Regions from separate parts of the Homo sapiens genome. Here region 1 is linked to region 2. Evidence: read pairs that join two places in POLR2A ChIA-PET (ENCODE). Cell type or tissue: MCF 10A. All regions are shown on one strand.

Evidence for each region. Peaks named below come from ENCODE experiments on the same cell type or tissue, not always from the same donor. Only the 100,000 strongest peaks of a DNase experiment are listed, where the experiment ranks them.
Region 1: POLR2A ChIA-PET joins it to region 2 with 12 read pairs; 5 of 35 experiments call an interaction of 5 or more read pairs at or near these places.

Annotation. Positions count from the first base shown.
Region 1 is chr7:30,350,465-30,355,464 of GRCh38, reverse strand. All of the region lies in intron 2 of ZNRF2 (zinc and ring finger 2), which reads right to left. Among named protein-coding and RNA genes, the nearest start is that of LINC01176, 38 kb to the left of the region's middle. In MCF 10A, a CTCF peak has its summit at 3,102 (motif pointing right); no DNase peak of the experiment used is centred here.
Region 2 is chr7:30,404,786-30,409,785 of GRCh38, reverse strand. No RefSeq gene overlaps it. Among named protein-coding and RNA genes, the nearest start is that of LINC01176, 16 kb to the right of the region's middle. In MCF 10A, no CTCF peak of the experiment used is centred here; a DNase peak (open chromatin) is centred at 2,565.

The sequences.
Region 1 (5,000 bases), 54 kb after region 2:
AAATTGGGCAGATTTTGCTCTATAACTTTATCAATAAGCTAGTTATTTGTACCATGAATTTATTTTCCTTTAGTGTGACCAAGATAGTTCAAAGAATTTTACAGTGTAATGTGGCTAAAAAGACATGAAAATAAAATTATAATTTTAAAAATTATAAAATAATAAAATTGGGTAAGTTCAAGAAATCACCCCAAATGTGGGACTTTTAAAAAGTTGCTTAACTCAAGAAAATGCAAAGGAATATCAAAACTTTTGTATAGATTCTGAAAGAGACTTTTGGAAATCTGAGGATTTCAGAACTGGATGCAGCAATTCTTCATAATCTTTTTCCATGACAATGGCAAGCCTACTCCAGGCATTAATTAGAGTGGCTTCCAAAAGGATCTGCAGGGTATTTAAAAACAAACAAACAAAAAACTCTATGGTGTGCTTAAAATCTTCAAGGGTAAATCTCTTTATAATGCAAATGTTCCTTTTGAAAAAATGTTAAGGTTCTCTCAATCCATGTTTTATACTGAAAATTTAAATTATATTCTAATGCTAAATTTTAATTTTTAAAAGCAGTTTGCTTAAAATAGAGTATGTAAGCCAGATTTACTTTGTGACTGTTTTTTAAATGCAGAATAAAACATGCCATTACTGAAGAACATGGACAAACTGCTCCAGAGTATATGTTCTTCGTTTACAGAATGGAAAGCTAAAGCAGGAACATGCAATATGAATTTATATTATAAATAAACAAATTACTGCTTTTCAAAATAAAAAATCAAATATGCTAAACGGTAAAGACTGCATCAATCTCTACGTAAATTCTGAAAGAAACAGAAAGGCAGGGACATTTTCTAAAGTTAAGTATTTGTTTGATATGCCCATTCCTCCTATAAAAACCAACCAACAAATTTGATTGTGTACATTATCTGTAAGAGTACCCTGCAGAAAAATTCATTCTATAAGAAGTGGTTCTTCCCTTTAATTATTCATTTGAGACTGCACATTAAGAAGGAACACAGACTCTATTTGGTCTACATAAGAGAAGATACCAGGAGATGATTTACTCAGAATGCTGGAGGAGGTAACAGGGCACCTTCTGCAGAATAAGCAAAGGCCTCAGCAAGAAGGGTTTATATCAGCTGAATGGACTGAATACGTTAGGAGTGATTTGAGCTAACTACTGGGCAGCTCACAAGCTAATATATTACAGTCAGAAACTTAAGCAGGTAAAGATTTCTGGACAAGCAAAGCTGGATAAACGGAAAATGTTATTACCACTTCCCTGAAGTGCCCTCCCTTTCCCCATTTTTTTTTCTCTTGGCCCTAGAGATCCTACCCACTACTCCTACCCCATCCTGCACCCCATGCCTTTTCTCATTCTCTTGATCTCCATTTTTCTCTTATTGTTCTAGTATCTTTCAATAGGAGATTCAGATAGGGAACAAGTTTAACGTGAAGCATCTAACTGATAGCAGTGAGAACAAAAAGAAAAAGGATCTAAAGGAGACACTAAAAAAACCTGGTAAAGGTCTATAATTCCAAGTAATATGGTATATTCTCACCACTTACGTATTTTTTCATCACAAAGGTATACCATTCTTATCAAAGAATTATGTGAGTGTAAGTTTCACAACCACCTTCAAAAAGTTAACCACCACTTTTTATCAAACCTAAAACATCAATGGTCATAATATGCACCATTAGCTTTATATACCACCAAGTAAAAAAAAAATGCTTCCACCAAACTATGATGCAACATCGATTTTAGACGCATCTCATTTTCAGAGCTCTTCAAAGTCTTTGAGATGAGAATATTTTAAAAGGTCTACATTTTATCCTATTTATAAGAAAATTTATAGTACAACAAAGACAAATCCAACCTGCCTATAATTAACAGAATGATACATATTTTAAGAACACAATGCTATTTTAAAATTGACAGGGGCGAGACTTATCCCTCAGATGCTTTGCAGGTACTAAGTTTAAACAATCTTTTTAGTGTAATTCAGAATGCTGGGTTAAAGTCATTTAAAAAATAAGCTCCCTTAAACCCTAGCAATAAAAAATAATCAGAACTGTACTTCAGAATTGTATTTTCTGTTCAAGAAAAGTATACCTGTATACAAAAACATCCCGAACACACTGATTTCAGTGCAGAAACAGCCTAATATCCACTAAAAATAGCTTCTAGTGACATAATCTCTGCTCAGAAAATTAAAAGCTAATGTTAACATATTGTAGCCACTGATCAGTTGCATTTTGATAAGCAACTCTGAGTTAGAAGATAGTTCACTCTGACTTCAAAACCTCATGATTACAGCTTCACATAGCAAATGCTTAATTTTCACATTTTAAAGTCTTGTTTCCACTAGAATGTGTCTTTGTATGTTTAAAAATATTTTCAGTTTTGAAAATTCACTGTGGAATGTGATTAATTTTTGCCTACCTGGGGGTTTGCTAGAGTAGTCCCCTCTCTCACCCCTATAATGACACTTTCATTCAGAGGAAAGTTTTGAGCTTTTGCCTTCACATAGGTAACTACATTTCACAATTGTGAAAGACTTGTTAGTAATGTGATACATTCATACTTAAAAACAGGACCTGGAAATACCACTAAACCCAGGATACTAAAGCATCTTCAAGACAGTTGGGAAAAGATTAAAAATCTAAAGATCAGTTGAAAACATTTATGAAGATAACACCCACAGGGATTAAGGAGTCAACACTTCAGAACTGGAATATCTTGGGGTAGACTACTAACTAGCCAAAACTCATTAAAGAAGCAGAGAAGGGAACACTCACAGATTTAACTACCATAGTTGGCTAGTCTGGATTCCTCCTCCACAAGCTATGATCAATGGAGACACAAGAGATTGTCAACAGGGAACTAAACATGTTGCTTTTTAAAAAGTGTTATTGCTCATACCTCAACATCTAGAGTAGTAAAAGTTAAATGAGCGCATTGCTTATCAGTTTAATGCCTTGTCTTATTCATGTAATCTATGCATTAATTTAGATGTACTGATTACAGGAAAAGAAAAGTTAAAAGACTGGAAAAGAGCAATGATTACGATTTTTAACCAGAAGTGGGCACTAGAATCACTTCAATGGGTGCATTTTCAACATATACCAAAAAATTATATGTACCTGAGTCCCACCCCTGGAGATTCTGAAATATATGCCTGCCTCACAAATGCGACTGCTATCAAAGAATAGCTTGTTTAAGTAGAAAGAGCCTAAGATTTAAAGTTGAAAACTTAATATGAATTTCCATTCTCACGAACAAAAATGTTCGTCAACCTCAAGTTTCCTTTTATTCTTCTGTTAAAAGTACTCAAAATATTAGAGATGAAATTTTAAAGAATTGTGTGAAAAAACTTTATAAGTTATAAAAAAACACTATACAAAATGTTAGTTATTATCAGATAGTACTTCATGCACCTCTCCAAAAACAAAGTCAGTCATCTTCCTATTTCTTTTTCTCTCCATCTTGGTATTCCACTTGTTTCAAACCTGAACAATGTCATCAAATAACTCCATGAAGACCAGGAACTTAGGCGCCTATTATAACTGCCAGGCTGGGAACAACTCCAAGCATATGACACTGTCTAATTAATTTATGTTTTGGCTTCATTCTATATTTTAAAAGGATTAAAAACGTGTACTTTTTAATGTGCTTTTGACATATTTAAGTCACATGTTAATCCTATGAAGTAACTATTGTTACCTTCATTTTACACATAAGGAAACTGAGGCTCAAAGAAGTAAAGTAACTTACCAGAAGTTACTAAACTACTAAGTCCTGAGGTCAGGATTCAAATTTAGACTAAGTCCTTGGCATTTTTCCTACTTCATGAATTCTGCTACAAGAAACAATTTCACTTTAAAGCAACGTAAATACCAAAGCAACTGGACTGTTTTAAACAACTAAGTTTTAAATACTCAAGCTACATATTTAGAGGAAGTACTCTCAAGACTGGTCACACGCTTTATCTTCTGGATAAAATAACTGAAACGACCTTACAATTAACTGCTTACACAATTTAAAACAGCTCTGTCCAATAGAACTATGGACGGTGATGAAAAAACATCTTTTATCTGTGCTGTCCACAATGGTAACCACTAGCCACATATGGCCTGAAAACAGCACTTGAAATGTGGCCTGTGCAACTGAGAAACTGAATTTTTAATTTAATTTTGGTAAAATATGAAACCTTAAAATATATAATAGGTAATGAATATACATTTATAAACTAGTTACAAACTTCTGTTACTTGATATTTCACTTACAGCTTCTCAAGCTCTTAAAATTTGCATTGTCCAAAGAAATTACTTAAAATTCAAGCAGCCAAATATGCAAAATTAAAATACTTAGCAGGTCCAAGCACATATCCATATAGTTATTGCAGATCAAGACGACATGGAAAAAAAAAAAAGCAAACAGCCAAAATTCTTTAAAAAAAAAAACAAAAAACCAAACCAACAAATAAGACTGAATTTGTTAGGCAGCCAAGGAAACTTCATGCGAAAATTTCATAATCATCACAACTTTATTTTCAGATCAAGCATCCAAACAGGTATATGATCTTTTCAGCAAAATACAACGCCAAGCGCTATTATGGATCAGGCATTTTACCTGAAGACTTATTTTTTGTTCTTGAACCCTCAATGATAGCAGTAGAAAACAAAAGCAGCTGAAATGTGAAATAATCCCTAGAAAAATCAAGAATTAAAAAAATTTACAACATTAGTGAAAAGCAATTACTCAAAGAACAAAAAGTTGGGGCTCACAAGTTTTAATAATAAATACTTTCAGATATTAAGTTATCTCTTATACGTATAAAAGAACGTAACATTAACTAATTCTTTCAATTACAGATCCATGAGCTATTACTGTACTCAAATATAAATAGGCTTAGAAATGATATTTAACAAAGGGAAGTTGCCATTTTCACTGTAAGATAAATATATCAGTAAAAATATGGGAATAACGTTTATTAATCTGGGCT
Region 2 (5,000 bases):
CAACTGAACCTCTCTGTGCCCAAGTGGCTTCAGCTTTAAAGTGGTCATAAGAACATGTGCATCGCATGGGTTCTTACAGGGACTAGATGAGTTACTATTCACAGCACAGCAAGAACAGTGTCTGGCAATCAGTAACTGCCATGCAAGTATTTGTTAATCAAATAAAGGGTAAGTATTGTCTTGTGACACTTTTATAAAATATACATCAAGTGTACTGAGTTTCAATATAAACTGTCTTTATTGCGAGTAAAGGTCAAAAAAGTTTAAGAATTTTGGTCTTTCACAGAAATCTGAAGCCCCTGAAAGATTTCATCAGAGAGGAGTGGCACCAACAGGTTTACATTCCGAAAAGATGGCTTTGGCTGCAGTATGAAGTTGAGGACCTTATGAGACAACCAGCTGGGAGGCTCTCGCAGAAGTTGAGGCAGAGATGATGGTGGCTCATGGGCAGCACTAAGAAATAGCCACAGGGACCCATAGGCACTGATATTGCATGCAGAGATCTTGAGAGCTGTTTTGTGCATTCTGTGGCTAGGTCGCCGATTAGTGGAGAAAATTTTGTGATGGCATCTGAATCTACCTGGAACATCAGTGCCTATATTGGTCACAGCTTCTCTGGTGGCAAATAACAACATCCTTCTCTGGGTATCTTAAGCAAATGGGGGCATTTATAGGATAAATCCACTGGGGGCTAGCACACCAGCATGGAAAATGTGGTGGGGGGGGCAGGAACCAAGATAGTTCTGGAAGGCTAAGAAATACAGGAAGCAGGATCAACACCACCAGTACTCCACTGATACATTCATGAATGACTTCTAATAGTACCGTCTTGGTTTTACTCTTAATATTCAAAGTTCTTGGCAGACACAGCCAATCAACCAAGGTCAGGTCACAGGCAATGCCTTAGCTGACAGGAGACAGAGAGAGGGAGGATGTTAGCCCCTTTGTCTTTCATAGTGGGAGCTGGGGCAGTCACCCACCCAGATGACTCACAGTGGGAGATTTTCCCAGAATAGAAAGGGGCACCACCGGAATGGGTGAAGGATGGCACAGGGGGCACTGATGGTACAGGGAGTCAAGAATGATTCACGGGCTTTTGGATTGTGGGGTCATTTTGAAACTACTAGAAAAGAACTGGATTTTGTTTGGAGGGAAGGGTGAATGAGGAGGAAGCACAGGGCCGGTGTGGACATAAATTGAGTTTGAGGTGCATGTGAGATAAACAACTGGAGATACACAGGGCTGGGGCATAACAGAGGCCTGAGGTAGAGAAACAAGTTTGGGACTCAACAGGATATAGATAGTATTGAAGACATGGTCAAAGATGAGGCCAACCTAGGGCAAGAGTAGAGTGAGAAAAGACCAAGCACGAAGTCTTGAGGAATTCTGTCACTTAAAGACAAGGTAAAGGAGGATGAGTCTTCAAAGGAAACTAAGACAAGGCCAGAAAGGTTGAAGGAAAAGCAGACGGATGGTGGCGTGGTGTTGAGAAGAAGTCAACCACCAGTAAGAAAGTTTCATGCTCATGGATTTAGTGACAGGAAGGTCATGGGTCACCCTCATAAGAGCTGTTTTCATAAATTAATGCAAGGAAGCCAGACTGAAAAGGATTGAGAAATAACTGGAAGATGAGGATATCCTTCAAGAAATACAATGTGGGCTGGGGCACAGTGGCTTATGTCTGTAATCCTGGCACTTTGCGGGGCTGAGGCCCGTGGATCACCTGAGGTCAGGAGCTTGACACCAGCAAGACCAACACAGTGAAACCCCGTCTCTACTAAAAATATAAAAATTGGCCAGGTGTGGTTGTGGATGCCTGTAATCCCAGCTACTCAGGAGGCTGAGGCAGGAGAATCGCTTGAACCTGGGAGGCAGAGGTTGCAGTGACCAAGATCACGCTATTGCACTCCAGCCTGGGTGACAGAGCAAGACTCCATCTCAAAAAAAAAAAAAAAAAAAAAGGAAAGAAAGAAATATGATATGGAAGGGACAGGATATGACAGTAGCTCAAGAGGGTTATGGAGTCTAGGGAGGGTTACTGCAACTGCATCTGACTTAAAACAAAGGGAGCTCAATGTTAATGGCAAAGATGAAACTGGGTTCATTTCTTTAATTCCCAATTCTACTAACCTAAATGTATGATGTATTGGTAATTATTTTATTCTCATATATAGACCTGAAAAGTAAAAAATAAACGATTACATTATTAAATAGAACTTGATTCAGGGATTATGAAAACAGTCTCAGAGTGGGACTCTGGTATTAAATATGTGACTAATATGTTGTATATACGTAAATGATTTGCCTAACTCTTGTACATATGGCAGATTTTTGCAGTAAATAGTCCCCAATAAATCATACTCCCCTCTACGCAGGTGACTCACTAAATAATGGCACATCGGCAAACACGATGCAAGCAGGAGCTTGAGACATACTTGCAGATTGGGGCTTGCCCTCTCTTGCTGCTGGGAACACTTCCACCAACATGTGAAAAATCTCAGGCAGGCCTGCTGGAGACACACAGTCCAGCCAGCACCTATTTCCAGACATGTGAGTGAGGCAATGCTGGACCAACTAGCCCCCAGCTTCCCACCTGCTCACTGTAGCCGCATGAACAAGTAGGGGCAAGAGCCCAAATTTCTGACTCACAGAATCATGAGTTAATTTAAGACTGTGGTTTTAAGTCGCTAAATGTTGGGGGTAGTTTGTTACCCAGTAAAAGATAATTGAAACAGTACATAAAAGTTAAGGAAGGCTAACTGCTGTAATAATAAATAGAATGCTAAATATACAACGGCTTAAATACAATAGAAGTTTATCTCTTGCTCATGTGAACAGTCCAAAGAGGTTTCAGATTGGTGGCAGGCGGCTCTGTCCCATACAGTCACTCAGAGACTCAGGATGTCCGTCTGTCATCGCCAATGTGTGGTTCCCAAGGTCACCTTGGGCATCATCAGCCAGACGGCAAAAGCAGAGAGAGCAAAAAGGACAGCAAATGGGAAGTTTTATTGGGCCCAGCCAAGAAACATGACATGTCTCCTACTCATATTCCATAGGCTAGAACCCAATCACGGGACCAAGGCTAAGTGCCATGAAGGAGTAGTTGCGCGCCTAGGAAGATGAGGAAACAATATGATGAACAGCAGGCACCACAGAATTGTACTGGCTTTTTTAGAAAATAAAAATCACGTTTGTCAGATGCAGCATGGCATAGTGGGAACAGGCTGAGGGCCAGAAAGATCTGCGTGAGATTTTGGTTCCACACTTGTTAAGTGTTTAACCTGGGAATATTACCTAATCCAGTTAGACCTTCATTTCTTTATCTACAAGATAGGGAAATACTTTTTTCATTGGGTTGTTGTGAAATTGGTGTAGTTTAATCTCTACACGTGGTAGAGTGCCGGGTACATGATCGGTGTTCGATAAACGGTAGCTACTGGCATTAACTAAATTGAATGGTATGATAAACAAATCAAAAAATATGGAGGGAAGAGTAACACTAAGCTGTCCAGATAGCAGTAGTATTAGCCATGATGCTTCCAAATTAAAATTACTGAAGTCCAATTAGCCAGGCTTGGTGGCGGGCACCTATAGTCCCAGCTACTTGGGAGGCTGAGGCAGGAGAATGGCATGAACCCAGGAGGCAGAGCTTGCAGTGAGCCGAGATCGTGCCACTGCACTCCAGCCTGGGCGACAGAGCAAGACTGTCTCAAAAAAAATTACTGAAGTCCAACTCAGTGTAATACAAAAAGAAGGGATTAGAATGATACAAAGAGATGAGGTGACTCTCAACATCAAAGGGAGACCTGTGGACTGGAACCCCTTTCAGGACTTCAGAGACTCAGTCTTTTGTTTTGTTTTTCGTGTTCTATGTCCACTTATATTCTTTGCTTCATTCTCCCCAGTTATAGACACACCTTTTGCCTCCACAACTGCTAATTTTAAAATGTGCGATAATGGTATTGTAGTTATGTTTTTAAAGAGTCCCTTTCTTGAAATACACATTGAAGCAGTTATGGATGAAATGATATCAAGGTTTTGCTTTAAATACATTTTAATATATTTGGGGATGCAGATGACATCCCCAAATATATTAAATTTGGGGATGAGTGCAGATGACAAGATTGGCCATGGGTTGGTCATTGCTGAAGTTAGGGGATGGGTGGGGCATTTCACTACATAGCCCTCTGTAGGGTTCTGCATCTGCGGATTCAAATCAGATCAAAAGTGTAGTTAGGTCTATGATGGTTGTGTCTGTACTGAGCATGTACAGATTTTTTTTTCTTGTCATTATTCCTTAAACAACACAGTATGACAACTATTTACATAGCATTTACATTGTATTAGGTACTACAAGTAATCTAGAGATGATTTAAAGTATGTGGGAGGATGTGCATGGGTTATATGCAAATACTGTGCCATTTTATAGCAGGGACTTAAGTGTCGGCAGGCTTTGGTATTCACAGGGGGTCCTCAGACCAATCCCTCACAGATACTGAGGAATGACTGAACCATCCTCTCTACTTTCATATATATTTGAAATTACCCATTAAAAAATAAAAACAAAGGCCCAACACTCATCTCGTCTTGGCTTAGCAATTCAAGAAAAGAAACAAATCGGGTTGGTCCATCTTATGTTAATTTTTTAGCTGTGATTTTCTGCCTTGGTGAAAGCTTTATGTAGTTAAAAGGAAGAGTGATCAGCATTTTCATCCATTTGGGTATGAACTTTCTGGACTTTAAGAGAAATGGGTAAAATGATATACATAAATCAGGACTTGACAGGGTTGAACTCACTACAATCTTTTCATGACCACTTTGCTAGAACACTTTTCCCATTTTTCTTACATCACCTTATGAGAGGCAGAGCTATTCTGGCAGTGTTTTCCTCAAGCACCATTGTATTTAATAGAGTCTCAGGAGAGACAAGTTCAGAGAAAAAGGCACAAGGACTGCAAAAGTTATGGATCTATTTTCTAGTGATGTAGATAATAAGCTTT